Linked DNA regions of Homo sapiens: region 1 is linked to region 2. The links are chromatin contacts, found by Hi-C in ENCODE. All regions are on one chromosome and are shown on one strand. The core of a region is the stretch at or near the end of the contact, and the rest is flanking DNA. Distances in the headings are between cores, read along the strand shown.

Evidence for each region. A loop is a pair of places that touch in the nucleus more often than their neighbours do.
Region 1: a map with no recorded cell type shows a loop between it and region 2 (5-fold over the local background). The contact joins the promoter of POMZP3 here to the enhancer-like site in region 2. A Hi-C loop is called at or near these places in 1 of 37 single-sample maps with no recorded cell type.

Annotation. Positions count from the first base shown.
Region 1 is chr7:76,624,482-76,629,308 of GRCh38, reverse strand. It overlaps POMZP3 (POM121 and ZP3 fusion), which reads left to right and starts at 2,030. Exons shown (of 7, transcript NM_012230.5): 1 at 2,030-2,601; 2 at 3,094-3,309; 3 at 3,626-3,787. The coding sequence starts at 3,245. It overlaps LINC03009 (long intergenic non-protein coding RNA 3009), which reads right to left. Exons shown (of 3, transcript NR_029411.1): 3 at 1,327-3,388.
Region 2 is chr7:76,567,234-76,571,892 of GRCh38, reverse strand. All of the region lies in intron 2 of LINC03009 (long intergenic non-protein coding RNA 3009), which reads right to left. Among named protein-coding and RNA genes, the nearest start is that of LINC03009, 20 kb to the right of the region's middle. Within about 2 kb of position 1,397, at least 3 of the 41 ENCODE cell types and tissues checked have a DNase peak (open chromatin) inside an H3K27ac peak, as active enhancers do.

The DNA.
Region 1 (4,827 bases), core at 781-3,280, 57 kb before region 2:
TGGTCTCGAACTCCTGAGCTCAAAGCAATCCACCAGCCTCGCCTCCAAATGTGCTAGATTATGTGTAAGCCATCACTCCCGGCCCAGAAGTACTAACTTTTAATGTAGTCATATTTATCTATATTTCCTACATGACTTGTGCCCTTTGTGTATTCATCTCTTTACCTCTAAACACAGGAGTGCCCCGAGGGCTCAGGCTATGGACCTCTCTATTTACATTAATTCTCAGTCATCTTGCTTGGTTTCAGGACATCTGTACCCTGACGGCTTTTATGTGTAGCTCCTCCACTTAACTCCAGCCACACACAATAGTTCAAAGAGCCCCTACTGACCTAGACACTATGTTTCTTCTTCCCCTATTACCCAGGTTTCTTGAGTAGGGAGTCTGCAGTCACTGCCTCCATTTCTTCACCTTCCAGTCACTGTTCAACCCAGGGCAGCCTGGCTTTTGTCCCACTAGTCTACTGATACTGAGATTTTTTTCTTAAGCAACACAGTCCCCCCTCCGCCCCCCCCCCTTTTTTTTCAAATTAAGTCTTATGTGAAATCACAGTATATTAAATAGAAGAATTACTTTGGCACTGGGTTGGGGAGGATCTGGAACCCAAACTGCACCTTCTTCTCATCTCTCTGAGTTGCCCCAGAGGCATCTATACCTTTCCAACTTTTCTATCCCCAAAACACCCTAATCTCCAGCGATACTGAACAATTCCATCTCTGGACTTCTGCACAGTGCTCCTTCATCTTCCTTGAACCTGCCAGACCTCTCAGCTCCAGGAGCACTTCCCTGCCTTCCTTCCCCTTTATCACAACTTTTTTTTTTTTTTTTTTTTTTTTGAGATGGACTCGCTCTGTCGTCCAGGCTGGAGTGTGCAGTGGCATGATCTCGGCTCACTGCAACCTCCACCTCCCGGACTCAAGCAATTCTCCTGTCTCAGCCTCCCGAGTAGCTGGGACTACAGGCACGCGCCACCATGCCCAGCTAATTTTTGTATTTTTAGTAGAGACGGGGTTTCACCATATTGGTCAGGCCGGTCTTGAACTCCTGACCTCAGGTGATCCGCCCGCCTCCGCCTTCGAAGTGCTGGGAATACAGGCATGAGCCACTGCGTCTGGCCTCTTTTTTTGTTCCCGTTATCACACTGATAACATTGAATTGCAATCTTTTACTTACACATCTTCCTTACTAAACAGAGCTTATAAAGATCAGAGATCCTCTATTTTCCCCCTTAATCTCTTTAATGTATATAAACAATGGAATGAATAAATCAATGAATGAATGTCTGAGGAAACTTAACTACACCAAAGTGTATTGGCAGACTACCAGACTTTTTAAACAGCTTTATGAAGATATAATTCACAAACCATACAGTTCATAGGGTGGTGCAACCGCCAACACGATCTAATTTTAAACTATGTTTATGCTGCTACGAGAAAGCCTATACCCATAAGCAGTCATTTTCTATTCCCCACCCCCAAACCCACTCCTTAGCCCTAGGCAACCACTAATCTACTTTCTCAGACCGATAACTTTAGCATAGGTATAAATCGATCACAGAGCCTCAAAATCCACCCGATGTCTGGGCCATGATGTGAAATTTGGTAGGTAATCGTCCCACGTTATCAACTTGTAAAGTAGAAATGGAAGTGGGGGGGAAAACTCAGCCGCCAGTGGCGTTTGTGAAAAGCACCTGGTAACAGGCTGTGCTGGAGGGGAGTTCAGCCCCTAGAAAAGATCACGGATTAGGAATTACATAAGCATAGGTCTCGGGCCCTTTTATTTTGGACGCGATCCTTTCACGGGATCGCCTCCGGATGGGAGCCGGATGGGATCCCGGACGGGATCGTCTCGCTGGGAGCCATGCGGGAAACCGCAAGAGTCAGAAACAGGCGTTGAAGGCAGGCAGCATTTTCCAAAACAGCTGTGTCTCGGGAGCTGCCGGGCTGTAGCGTCTCCCCGAGTCGCGCGCGCATGACGTGGCGGGCGCGCGATGACGCGACGCGTGGCGCGGTGCACGCTGGGATATTTAAGTCTCCTCCGCGGCGCGGAGCCGCGATGTCTCCGGCGGCTGCGGCGGCTGGAGCAGGCGAGCGGCGGCGGCCGATAGCGAGTGTCAGGGCCGGCCGGGGCGGCGCTTCTCGGCCTGTCGCTGGTCGGCCTCCTACTGTACCTCGTGCCTGCTGCGGCTGCGCTGGCCTGGCTGGCCGTGGGGACTACCGCGGCCTGGTGGGGACTGAGCCGCGAGCCCCGAGGTTCGCGCCCCTTGTCCTCCTTCGTTCAGAAGGCGCGACATCGGCGAACACTGTTCGCTTCGCCTCCGGCCAAGTCGACAGCCAACGGAAACCTCCTAGAGCCGCGGACCCTGCTCGAAGGACCTGACCCTGCCGAACTGCTCCTCATGGGCAGTTACCTGGGCAAGCCCGGGCCGCCGCAGCCCGCCCCCGCTCCGGAGGGCCAGGACCTGCGGAATAGGCCTGGCCGCCGCCCGCCCGCCCGGCGCCGCGCTCCACACCGCCCTCCCCGCCGACCCATCGCGTTCACCACTTTTACCCCTCTCTCCCCACTCCTCTTCTCCGACCCTCCGGGAGGCCTTCCCCACGGTGAGATGCGCTGATTTTCCCAGATCATCCTTTGGCTCGGCTGGCTTGAAATCGAGGACTTTTAAATCCGATTTGCTTTTTCATCAAATCCGAAGGGAATTGTGTGTGGTTTTGCCCTCCTTAACACCTTGGTGTGTGCCAGCCGTCTCCTGGCCTCTGACTCTTGCTTGGTGTGAGATGTGTTGCCAAAACGATTCCCTTCTTTCCAGTTCTAAAAACTCCCCGAATTTTAGTGCAGTCTAGATTTAGTCTAGATTTAGATTTTCCCTCTCAAATTGTTGCAATCCATTGTTGAGACAGCTGTTAAGCAGCTGTCACTCTCTGCTCTTAGATGGAATAGGGGAAAGTTGCCATAAAAACAACGTGTTCTGTGTTGCGTAGAAAGAGACTTAAGTTCTTTGGAAAATGTCTTAACTGGTGGGTTTTTAACCGTCTAAAATTTTGACATTCTTTTATACTTTGTTTCCATGATTTGTCTCGCATTCTCTGCAGGGATCGTGGGACTTTACCAGATCGGTTTGTAATAACACCTCGAAGACGCTATCCGATCCATCAGGCCCAGTATTCCTGTCCGGGGGTACTTCCCACAGTGTGCTGGAATGGTTATCACAAGAAGGCTGTGCTGTCCCCTCGCAACTCCAGGATGGTGTGTAGCCCAGTGACTCTGAGGATCGCCCCTCCTGACAGAAGATTTTCGCGTTCTGCGATGTGAGTATTATCGTTGGAAGAATACTCTCCCTTTTCGTGTCCACTTTATTCTTCTCCAGTTGTTCCTATGACAACATGACTACAACGCAAAAAAGAAAGGACGAATCTGCTTGTTTGAATGAGAAATACCAAATTCTAGTAAAACCGTTTGTTTTTCACTTTTTGCCGTTAACGAAAAAGTAGCTTTACTTGCTAAGGGGAACTGTTGTGAGTGTATAAATTATACTTTGGCTTGTTGGTTAGCTTCTGATTTCCATTTCTGATATGGCATGGGAATTAAAATATCTTACTGCTAGAATCCTGTCTTTCATTATAGACCAGAGCAGATAATCAGCTCAACACTGTCCTCACCATCAAGTAATGCCCCAGACCCATGTGCAAAGGAGACTGTACTGAGTGCCCTCAAAGAGAAGAAGAAGAAAAGGACAGTGGAGGAAGAAGACCAAATATTCCTTGATGGCCAGGAAAATAAAAGAAGGTAACAGGCTCAGGAGAGTACTAAGCCAGTTTCCCGCTTGGACTCCTATGGGATGAGATGTAGACATTCCCGTAAAGATACAGAGGCCACCTCCAGTTTGTGAGCCTTCATAGGCCTCCTTCTTTGGCTTTCATGAAAGAACCTAATAACAGGGGTTTTAATGCTGATCATTTCAAGGCACAGGTTAGATCGATGTCATAATTTACCTTTTCTGTGAGTAGCAGAGATAAGCTGACAGCTATTAGCCATGTTAGCCTCATGCTTCTGTAGAAACGTGTTAAAAGTTTATTTTCAAGAAAGAAGGCTCTAAGTCTTCTGGTCGGAATTTTGTGGTGTTCAGTTATTTGGGTAACCACCAGTTCTAGTGTCTTTTTTTTTTTTTTTTTTTTGAGTTGGAGTCTGTCTCTGTCCCCCAGGCTGGAGTGCAGTGGCCCGATCTCAGCTCACTGCAAGCTCAGCCTCCCAGGTTCATGCCATTCTCCTGCCTCAGCCTCCCGAGTAGCTGGGACTACAGGCGCCCGCCACCATGCCCGGCTAATTTTTTTGTATTTTTAGTAGAGACAGGGTTTCACCATGTTGGCCAGGATGGTCTCGAACTCCTGACCTCGTGATCTGCCCGCCTTGGCCTCCCAAAGTGCTGGGATTACAGGCTTGAGCCACGGCGCCCGGCCCACCAGTTCTAGTGTCTTAATTGTGCTGAAGGAAATGCTTGGGAAAGAAAAATGAAAACTAGAGTTTGGTAGTTTTATCAGTAATGAGATTAAAACCAATTTCCTGGAAGGGCAAGGTGGCTCACGCCTATAATCCCAGCACCTTGAGAGGCCCAGGCAGGTGGATCACCTGAGGTCAGGAGTTCGAGACCAGCCTGGCCAACATGGTGAAACCCCGTCTCTACTAAAAATACAAAAATTAGCTGGATGTGGTGGTAGGTGCCTGTAGTCCCAGCTACTCCAGAGGCTGAGACAGGAGAATTGCTTGAACCCAGGAGGCGGAGGTTGCAGCGAGCCGAGACCATGCCAGTGCATGCTAGCCTGGGTGAC
Region 2 (4,659 bases), core at 148-2,647:
TGTAAGACTAAGATGGTGTCTCTTGCTCAATGCCAAATCGCAGTACCTAGAACACTAGCTGGTGCTTATGAGTGCTTAATACTTATTAAATCAGTCAACAAATGTTAATTTTCTAATCGTTATCCAAGGTGTTGCCTTGCTCAGAATTTCTTTCATTTTTTTCTTGTATTAGTTAAGCATTACCCATCTTTCAAGGTTTAGGACCATCATGATGGAGCTCCTCCGCCTGCCCTCCTGATATAGTCCCTCTTCTGATACCTACGATAGTTTCAGTTATAAGGTAGAACTGTACTCTTGACAGTTGAGACAGTATTACTTGAGAAAACACTTTGCCCTAGAATTCAGAAGACTCAGCCACATCTACTTTTGATTCCAATAGTATTGAGATATAGCCTTGGATAAGTCATATAACTTCGCTAAATCTCAGTTTTCTAACCTTGGAAATGAGAAAGACAAAAATGATAAATAATGATGATACTTCCTTTGAAGCTGCCCACTCCATCTGTGTTTTATGTAATATACTCAAGTTCAAGGGCATACTTCATGTTTATGTACACTGTAAAACATAATGCCAATGCAAAGTACTATGATTATTACTGTTGTTATGTATTGTGTGAAGGTATAGTTTATCTCCCTGATTCAGTTTTCTGGGTGCTTTCTATTAGCACTAGTAATAGTGCCAATAGGAACACCTAGGAATGAACCCTTTCAGCTTTTACAGCATTTGTTCCAAGAACATTATAAGGGTGTTTTGAGGGCTGTTGTTAAGTTAAAATACCATTGCTTTTGCTATACCCGCATTTTATGTAAATCAGAGAACTTTTTTCCTACCATGAGAATATTATATCATTTAGCAAAAATGGAATCCCATAGAGCCAAAAATTTAAAACCTTTCATCAATTTTCTGCTAATATCCATTGGTATCAACTAATAACTTTACTCCACTAGTTGTAGAAACTGTGCTTTTCTCCCTTTAATTGGCCAATGTCTACAAAGAAATTAGCCGATTTTATTATACATTTTTTTCACTTGACATAATTCTGTAACAACCCTTAATTTAATCCTATCTATGTATGCTATATAAGTGTGTGTATCATGGTTACACAACAGGCTGCAAAAGAACTGCTTCAGAAACATATTGAACAAACTAAGCAATGAAAACTTGCTAATGCACTGTGAGTCACATACTGTGCAAGAGCAGTAAATTGCTTCCTTGGTGGTTTTGACAACATTGCCTCTGAACATAATTGAATGTCATTCGTTTATATGTTTGCAAATAAGGTCCCAGTGACATTACACTTGGGAGTGTGCACACTTGGTCGTCTGTTTATGACGGAGGAGGCAGACATATGGCCTGTGGACTCGGTTTGGCCCAGAGCTGTTGCAAAGTCCTCCTACCAGTTTTCAGCCAGTCAGCCCCATCACTGTGAATCAGCTCTGTCAAAGGCAGTGCTTCCCATCAATTAAGGAGGGGAAATGCAGCTTACCCAACTGCCAGTTTGCCAGGGCCTCTCAGTCCTGAGATGGCAAAAATACCTGAAACATGCAAGAGAATGTCACATGCTATGTAAATAAAAGAAAGGAGATAAGACAAGGAGAAAGAGAAATGTTACCATTAAACTTGCAAAAGGGAGAGTCTAGAAAAGAGAAAACCTACTGCATGGAAGTGATTAAGTATGAGTTTTAATACTTACTGTGCTCTAAAGGGTTTGTGTGATATTAGGCAAGTCTCTTTTACCACATTAGCCTTAGTTTTCCTCTCTGTAAAGGAGCTGAATACATTTTTCAACATTTTTTTCACAATCAGAAGTATTTTCATTTTTTCTAACTACAAATTTGAAAAAAATTATTAAACAAACTATGTCTATTAATTTGTTTTCCAACTACTATAAAGACATCTACAACTACCAAACCACAGTTACTGATCAGCATGATTATTAACATGTTGGGATGGTATAATTTCAGCAACAAAGATGTCATTTAACTTTCCGCATAGCCTTGGAATATTTAAAATACCTTAGAACTATCTGTAATGCTCCATGGATTTATAATCTTCCTGTGAAAATGCTATGTTTAGTTTTTCTTTCAAAAATAGTTAATAAATACTGAGCTAGGCACTGGCATTATTAGGTACTGAGGTAACAAAAACTGTTCTTGATGCATTTCCAAAGTGGTAGAGAAATTGGTAAAGAAAAATCAAATTCAGCAAAAATAGGAAATACAATAATAGACCTACAAATAAAATCTGGGATCACGAGAAGGCCTATCAATTCCTCACTGAAAGAAAAGAGCCACAATAACAAAACCCTATTTGTAGAGACTCACCTAAAAGGAGGAGCCATCTGGCCATACTGCTTACCAGACGTGTGCTCTATGGAATCAAAGCCCTGGAGACACTCATTCAAAAATAGGCTCCCAGACTTAATTTTGCTTGACAAACACAATATTTTCTGTCTCACTCTTAAAGATTTACAATGCATATTTGCATATTAAAGGCTCTAAGAAGTCCCAAAGGCAAAGAAACACATCTAACTTGGCTTGATATAAATTTTCTGAAATATTTGACGAAAGAATCTACTTTTGCAGAATAAAAAATAGTAGCTTAGTTTAGGACACTCTAAATATGGCTTTTGGAATAAACAAGACCATAGCAGAGCCATGTTTTATGATCACATTGTTTTGTGGCCCATTGCCAGTTCCTACCTAGAAAACTTCAAGACCTACAAGACAGGTATTATCAAGCTGCACTTTGGCAGTCTACATGAACATTTACAAAGAAAAACCTCAATGAAATGCATTGAGTTGCTATAAAGATAGCATTAAAGTTGCTGCTCAAACATCACTCAATAGAGACACAGAATAGATTTTTTTATTTAGGTACTCATGCCAGGAATAATGTGTACCTCCTGAATAATTTGTTTGTTTTCTATCATGTTAACACCATGATTTAACTGGTCATTGTTGGCAGAAAAGATCAGAGTCCATTTTATGACTCACAGTTAGAAAATGTAGAGAATTCTATATGCATGTCTTGTGTATTAATGTTACTCTTGATTTCATTGTACTTTTTCTATTTTATTTTTCCTTTGCCCTAATTTTCTTATTTTTGAAATGTATCAACACTATAAATGAATATCATTTTAAGAATTCAAACAATTTAAAATCAATTAAAAATTCCACTTTTACCCTTCTCTACTTTGTCAAACCTCTCCTGCCTAACCGTATGCGCTATTACAAATAGTTTTGATGTTTCTTACAGTGTCTGTTTATAAAGAGAAAAATATATTATATATATAATTTTGAATAGACTTTATTTTTTAGAGAAGTTTTAGTTTTATAGGAAAATTGAACAGAAAATACCAAGAGTTCCCTTGTAGCCCCTGCTGCCCCACATGCTCAGCCTCCCCCATTATCAACAGTCCTCACCAGAGTGATACTTTTGTTACAGTTGATAAACCTATATTGAGACATCATCATTACCCACATTTCCTACTTTACGCTGGGGTTCACTCTTGGTGATGTACATTCTGTAGGTTTGGACACATGTATAATGACATGTACCACCACTGTAATATCACAGAGTAGTTTCACCTCCACAAATATCCTTTGTGCTCTGCCTATTGATCCCTCTCTCCCCCTAACCCTGGCAACTACCAATCAATTATTTTACTGTCTCCATCTTTTGTCTTTTCCAGCATGTCTAATAGTTGTAGTCACATAGTATATATCCTTTCAGATTGGCTTCTTTTACTTAGTAATGTGCATTTAAGTTTCCTCTAGATGTTTCCATGGCTTGATGGCTTCTTTCTTTCTTTTTTAAGCACTGAATAATATTTCACTGTCCTGATGTACCAAGTTTATCCATTCACCTACTGAAGGACATCTTGGTTGTTCTATGTTTTGGCAAGTATGAATAAACCTGCTATAAATGTTTATGTGCCAGTTTTTATGTGGACATAAATTTTCAGTTTATTAGGGTAAACACCAAAGAGTGTGATTGCTGGAGAGTATGGTCAAAGTATGCTTAGTTTGGTAAGTGGCTGTACCATTTTGCATCCCCATGAGCAATGGATAAAATTTCTTGGTGCTCCACATTTTCCACAGCATGTTCTGGATTTTGACCACTCTAATTGGTAGGTAGTGGTATCTCATTGTTTTAACTCACATTTCCCTGGTGACATATGATGTAGAAGAGAATCTTTCTGGTAGTTTATTTCACATCTGTTATATATATATAATGTTAATTTGTTAATGAGATCCTAGTCTATGTTTTATTTTTTAAGTTTCTTTGTCAGTCTGGGAATTTTTTTTATGGATGGGGTCTTGCTATGTTGTCCAGGCTGGTCTTGAACTCCTTGCCTCAAGCCATCTTCCCACCTCAGCCACCCGAGTAGCTGAGACTACAGTCATGCACCACCACACCTGGCTAATTAAGTCATCTTCTAATGAATGTATAATATCAATATAATGAGTAAAACAGTATTTAACCATTCCAATATTGATATTATACAGTTTTCTTCTATTAAAACAAGGATACGGTGGAGCCAAGATGGCCGAATAGGAGCAGCTCCGGTCTACAGCTCCCAGCATGAGCGACACAGAAGATGGGTGATTTCTGCATTTCCATCTGAGGTACCGGGTTCATCTCACTAGGGAATG